Regions from separate parts of the Homo sapiens genome. Here region 2 is linked to region 1. A link is a loop called in an ENCODE intact Hi-C map of the cell type or tissue named here. Cell type or tissue: Calu3. All regions are shown on one strand. Links, peaks and the distances in the headings refer to the core of each region. The heading gives the core; the rest is flanking DNA.

The links. Peaks named below come from ENCODE experiments on the same cell type or tissue, not always from the same donor. Only the 100,000 strongest peaks of a DNase experiment are listed, where the experiment ranks them.
Region 2: it touches region 1 in a loop (12-fold over the local background); 10 of 110 quality-filtered maps call a loop at or near these places.

The regions. Positions count from the first base shown.
Region 1 is chr11:20,349,743-20,352,659 of GRCh38, forward strand. No RefSeq gene overlaps it. Among named protein-coding and RNA genes, the nearest start is that of HTATIP2, 13 kb to the right of the region's middle. In Calu3, for the core only: no CTCF peak of the experiment used is centred there; a DNase peak (open chromatin) is centred at 1,639.
Region 2 is chr11:20,242,388-20,245,304 of GRCh38, forward strand. No RefSeq gene overlaps it. Among named protein-coding and RNA genes, the nearest start is that of DBX1, 83 kb to the left of the region's middle. In Calu3, for the core only: CTCF peaks have their summits at 1,753 (motif pointing right) and 1,957; no DNase peak of the experiment used is centred there.

The DNA of each region.
Region 1 (2,917 bases), core at 166-2,665:
CCAAATAAGATGAAACAATGAAACATTAATTGCTGAATATAAGTTTAAGTTTGTATACTTCTGTCATCTTGTTTTTATGCAGTATAGAGAATCTAAATATATTTGAGTCTGCTAATAAATATGAGAAATTGTACTATGAGGAAACAGCATATACCTATAAGAAATGTGAGATGAGGCTGGCATGGTGGCTCACGCCTGTAATCCCAGCATTTTGGGAGGCTGAGGTGGAAGGATCACTTGAGACAAGGAGTTTGAGACCAGCCTGGTCAACATAGCAAGACCCCATCTCTACAAAATAAAAAGTAAAAAAAATTAGCCAAGTGTGGTGGTGCATTCCGACAGTCTCAGCTATTCAGGAGGCTGAGGTGGAAGGATCGCTTGAGCCTGGAAGGGTGAGGCTGCAGTGAGCAGTGATTGTGTCATTGTACTCTAGGCTGGGCAACAGAGCAAGACCCTGTCTCCAAAAAAAAAAAAAAAAAAAAAAAAAAAAAAAAAAGAAAGAAAGAGAGAAAAGAAAAGAAAAAGGGAAAAAAAGAATGTTAGTGTCATAAATGTATGATGCAACAGTAAAATGATGGTTTTTTGGATTATGGGTCTTCTCTTAAAAAGAAATTGTAAAATGGCTTTTCTTTACCTTTTAAGTAACCTGCCTAGCAAACAAAGATTTGTGTCTGATCAAAATAATTTCCTGTGCTTCATGTTGTCTTTTCAGTTCTTGCAGGCCCAGGAACTTCATAATATTGGGGGAACCTTAAGAAAAGAGGAATTTGCCTAAATATGCAGAGATTGCAGGCAAGGTCTGATGGCAAGTCCCTGGCATGGCTTCCTAGCCTTAAGAGGCTTTTAAAAGTCTAATCTGAGATTTTTTTATGCAAAGTTTTAGCAAAGCGAACTAAAAGAAAGGGACCTATGTGGTCAGTCACTATTCTTGCTGTAGTATTGTCAACAATCCGACCAAGTTTAATGAGACTAGGCTCCTTTTGCAAACAAATTAGTTTCACTTTGATTATTTTTTAGAGAAATGGAGGTGATTGTAGAGAGAAAAATTATGTTTCAATGGAAACCTGTAGCACAGCTTTGTGAGTATTCCATTTTAGTCTTGTTCATTGTCTTTAAGGTTTTGTTATCTACCTATAAACTGAGTCCTGAATCTTCTAGTTTCCTCCAATATCTGTCTACAGCTCTTCAAATTAATGTTTCACATTTTTCTCTAGCCTCCTAAAATGGCACCACGGAGAGCTAAAACCTGACGGCTCATATTTTTATTGGGACTGTCTTTAACCTCCTTTTTGGGTCTTTATTTCCTAATGAAGGCTTCCATGTCACATAAAACATCTTAAATACATTCATATGACTTTCTCTTGTTAATCTGTCCTTGGTTATAGGGGCTTCAGCTAAGAACTTAGAAGGATAGAAGGAAAGGTTGGTTTTCCTCTCCTACACAGACAAATACCCGCACAGGTCCAGGTCCAGTAGGGAAGACAGTGCATCTCTTTTCATGGTTAACAGCCAAATAGGAATTATGTCACATGAGGTCTGATTGAGTAATGTGCCTAACCCTAAAACAATCGCTGTTGTCGGGGAAGGAAACGTTCAGACTGGCTAGAAGTGAATCATAGGCCCAGCCTTAGAGTTGAAAGTAGAATTGCTGCTAGAGTCACCTGCAGGACGGGGAATGGGAAGGGGCGGGCCACAAAGGAAATAAGGAATCGATGCTGGATAAAACAGTACAGCTGTCTGCTACAAGTGTTGTCACTCATTGATGTAAAAATAAACACCAATAGATGACACAGCATAAAATTTGCATGAATTTTTAAGAAAATATATATAATTTCATTAAAATTTATTTTTGCATTCCCCAAGCTCCAAAAATAGGTTTGCACTTTTCCCTACTCTAAGGAGTGTCTCGATATATTTACTCAATATTTACTGAGCATCCGCCAAGTGCCAGGCACTAATCCAGGTGGCAGGAATATAGTAATGAACCAAACAGATACAACTCCTGTCTTCATGGAGTTTGCTTTCTAGTGGGATGTTCACCTGCACCCACCCAAGCTTCTGCTCACAATCTGAGACGACTGAATAAGGCATTCATTCCTCAGCCCTTCTCCCCAGCTTTCTTTTAAACTGGGAGAAAAATATGTTTCTTAGCTCAGCTCTTCTAATGTCATTGCCAAGAGGGAATTTAGCCTCAAGGAACATTCCATGTCTTTTCCTCCTGGCTGTCTGCCTTTCAGTCTCTAGACTCTTCTTCCTCCCTAGAAGGGAGAGGTCTAGGCTGTGTTTTAATTTCCAAGCTCTTTGATCTCCAGCTGCCACTTTAAAGTTTGAGGTATGAGGGAGTGCCCTTCCTTTGTGTGAGTACAGCCTGCATAGTCTTTCCGGGTGTCATTCATTTGGTTTGGTGAGAAGGATGATTGTAAAATCTGAAACTGCTTGACCATCTTTTCTTGAAAGGCTAGGGTTTGTAGTTGGCTGGAGTGTCTTGTGTTTTTTGTTTGTTTTGTTTTGTTTTTTTACCATACCCTAGTATGGAAGAACTGAGCAGTGACTTTGTGTGATATTGACAGCTTTATGTACATTACCTCATTTAATTCTCTCAACAGCTTCAAGAGAATGTTGAGGCTCATTATTCCCTTTTACAGGATTGGAAAGGTGAAGAACTTTTCCATCTTACACAGCTAGCAAGTGGCAAACTTTCATTTTCTCATTTATAAGATGAGAGAATTAGATTAGATATTATTTCCTTTCCAGCTCTGTAGTTGTTTGAATTTATTATTGCAGTTGGAATCCTACGAATGGGTAGTACCTGAACAAGAACAAATAGCGGGCCAGGCATGGTAGCTCATACCTGCAATCCCAGCAGTTTGGGAGGGCCAAGGTGGGAGGATTGCTTGAGTCCAGGAGTTCCAGACCA
Region 2 (2,917 bases), core at 284-2,783, 110 kb before region 1:
TTGCAGGCCAGTAATTTTAAAATTATATTCTGGACAATGTGGATGCTAAATATTTGAGAGTTCAGATTTTGTTGTCTCCCTTTAAAGCATGTTGAGTTTTGAGCTTTATTATTATAGATAGCTAATTTTCTGTAAGATCAGATTTATCCTGTAAAGACTTAAAAAAATCTTTATTAGGGTGGGACTAGAAAACTCTTTACTGTTAGGCTAATTTAAACCTATAGTTCATCATACATTAGATTATAGTACCATATTATACCAGATTATAATATCTTATTTTTACTGTACTTTTTCAATTTTTAGATATACAAATACCACTACATTACAGTTGTATACAGTAGTCAATATAGTGACTTGCAATACAGGTTGGGAGCCTAGGAGCAATAGGCTATTCCATATCACCTAGGCTATACCATCTAGGCTTATATAAGTACAGTCTATGATGTTTGTACAATGAAAAAATTGCCTAATGATGTATTTCTCAGAATGTATCTCACTCATTAAGAGATGAATGACTGTACTTTGAAGCTGTGGCCTTTTGGGGTCTCTGTGACATATTCTTGATATTCTGTCAGGTCCACTACTCTGGAGAACTCAAATGTCTCCCATCCCTGTGCAAGCTCCTATAATTTTTCAGCTTATAGCACTCCAGCAGTTGTCCTTTCCCTGACTTTGTGAAGTCTCACTCTATGCATGTCAGCTTAATATTCCATCAGAGACTCATAGGACCCCATGCAGATTTATAGCACTCTTCCACCAAGTAGCTTTCTGCTTTCCAGTAGTGTTCCCCACAAACTTTTGTCGTCTCAGCCTCACTGAGATCTGACCTCTGTCACCTCTGTTCAGTGAGGCTACTGTATTCTGCTTGTGCTCTTCATATCTTCACTGAGGTTAGGAAGGGCAAGGCATTTTTATTGACTCCCATTTTACAACTGTGGATGAGAGGTGCTAACAATGCCTCTTAACTGAGCAACTTAGAAGAGGCACTGAGGGGCGAATAGAAAAGCACAGGGAAATGTTGCAATTCCTTTTCCCTGATCCACCCATGGGATTGAGGTTGCATTCAGAAAATGGGCAGGAGGTAGATTCCTTTGGCCCTGCCCCAAGAAGGACCAATCTCATTAACCCCGGAAGAATAACCAGGCTCCCTGGGCACACTGAGAGACGCTGTCTCAGAGGTTATGTGATCATTATTTTCAGCTTGGAGAAGAAACCATCTTTAAAGCACTCACTTCCCCTGAAAATATTTTTTATTTCTGATCTACAGATGAGGGCAAACACAAAGCTTTAGGGTTAATGGTTCTGAGTACATCAAGACAGAGATGGTTCATTAAGCATTATAATAATGACCACACATTGAGTGTTTGCTACATGGCAGGCTTGTGCTAAGTGTGTGACTTGCATTATTTCATTCAGTCTCTAAAACAACCCAATGAGGTGAGAACTGTCCCTATTCCTAGCTTACAAATGAGAAAACTGAAGCTCAAAAGGGGATAAGAAGGGCGAATATTAATCTTCTTTAAGACAAATGAGAATGAGGAAGATGCTGAGAGGTGCCTTTCTGATTGGAGAGAAGTGCTGACTTGGGATGCTGTGCCACCATGAGCACATTGCTTGACCTCTCTGGGCATCAATTTCTTAATATGCCAAGTGAGAGAACTATATTAGATAAGCCCTTCTGAACAACTTTCTATATTTCAGTATCCTCCTCTCTCCATAAAATCAGATCCTAAACATTTCTCAATTTCCTACCTTATAATTCTTAATTTACCTGCCACCAGAGGGCCCTGTGCAGGGGAGTTTTCACGCAACATAGGTTTTCCTCAGTTTTAAAGCATGGCCTCTATAGAATAGGCTCTCAATAAAAAAATCTGTTGATATAAGTAGGAGACCAGGTGATGTAGTGGTGGAGGAATAAAAAAATTAGGGTTCTGGGTTCTCATTCGTCTGCCAAGTGGCTGTCAGATGCGTCACACAGCCTCTTTGGGCTTCCATAACTCTTTCTGTAAAATGGAAATAATGGAGTTATTAGGAGAAATGAAATAGTATCAGATATTTAAAAGCACCTTGAAAAGTATAAAATGCTGCATAAATATGACAGATAAAGAAATACGTCTATGAAAACCAAGACTTTCTTTCTTTTACTCACTTGTCCACTACCCGTTTTTGTACTGTCTCCCCAACACCTTAACATCATAGAGTTATTACCAAGGGCCCCTAAATGTGTTTGCCGACATGGTGAGGGCTGCTTTCCTTCCTAGATATTAATGCAGAGGCAGTTTTTATCCTGATTAGCACAATTCTAGGCAGGGGTGGTGGTGCTCATGGATTGGCCAGCAGTTGTATATCATGATTGGGGCTGAGATCTGGGATGTATCCAAATTCAAATTTATGCTATGATGGGGGAATTACATATGCCCTTAGGGGTGCTTATTTTCAGTCCCTGGCATTTATCAGCCCCCCTCCCCCAACCACTCTAGAACTTGCACCTCTCTCTGGGGAAACCAGGGAATTTGCTCTGACAGCACCAACTGGTCAGGGCCTTCACTGTCCCTTGATAAACCACATGTCTGGCCAGGTGTGGTGGCTCATGTCTGTAATCCCATGGGAGGCCGAGGTGGGCAGATCATGAGGTCAGGAGTTTCAGACCAGCCTGACCAACATGGTGAAACCCCATCTCTACTAAAAATACAAAAATTAACTGGGCCCAGCTACTCAGGAGGCTGGGACAGGATAATTGCTTTAACCGGGGAGGTGGAGGTTGCAGTGAGCCAAGATCGCACCATTGTGCTCTAGCCTGGCAACAGAGCGGGATTCCGTCGCAAAAAAAGGAAAAAAAAATAAAAAAAAACCACGTTCCTCAGTGGCACCTCTTTCTTACTGCTTTTCCAGTTAACAAGAAGTAGTAGTCTTGGAA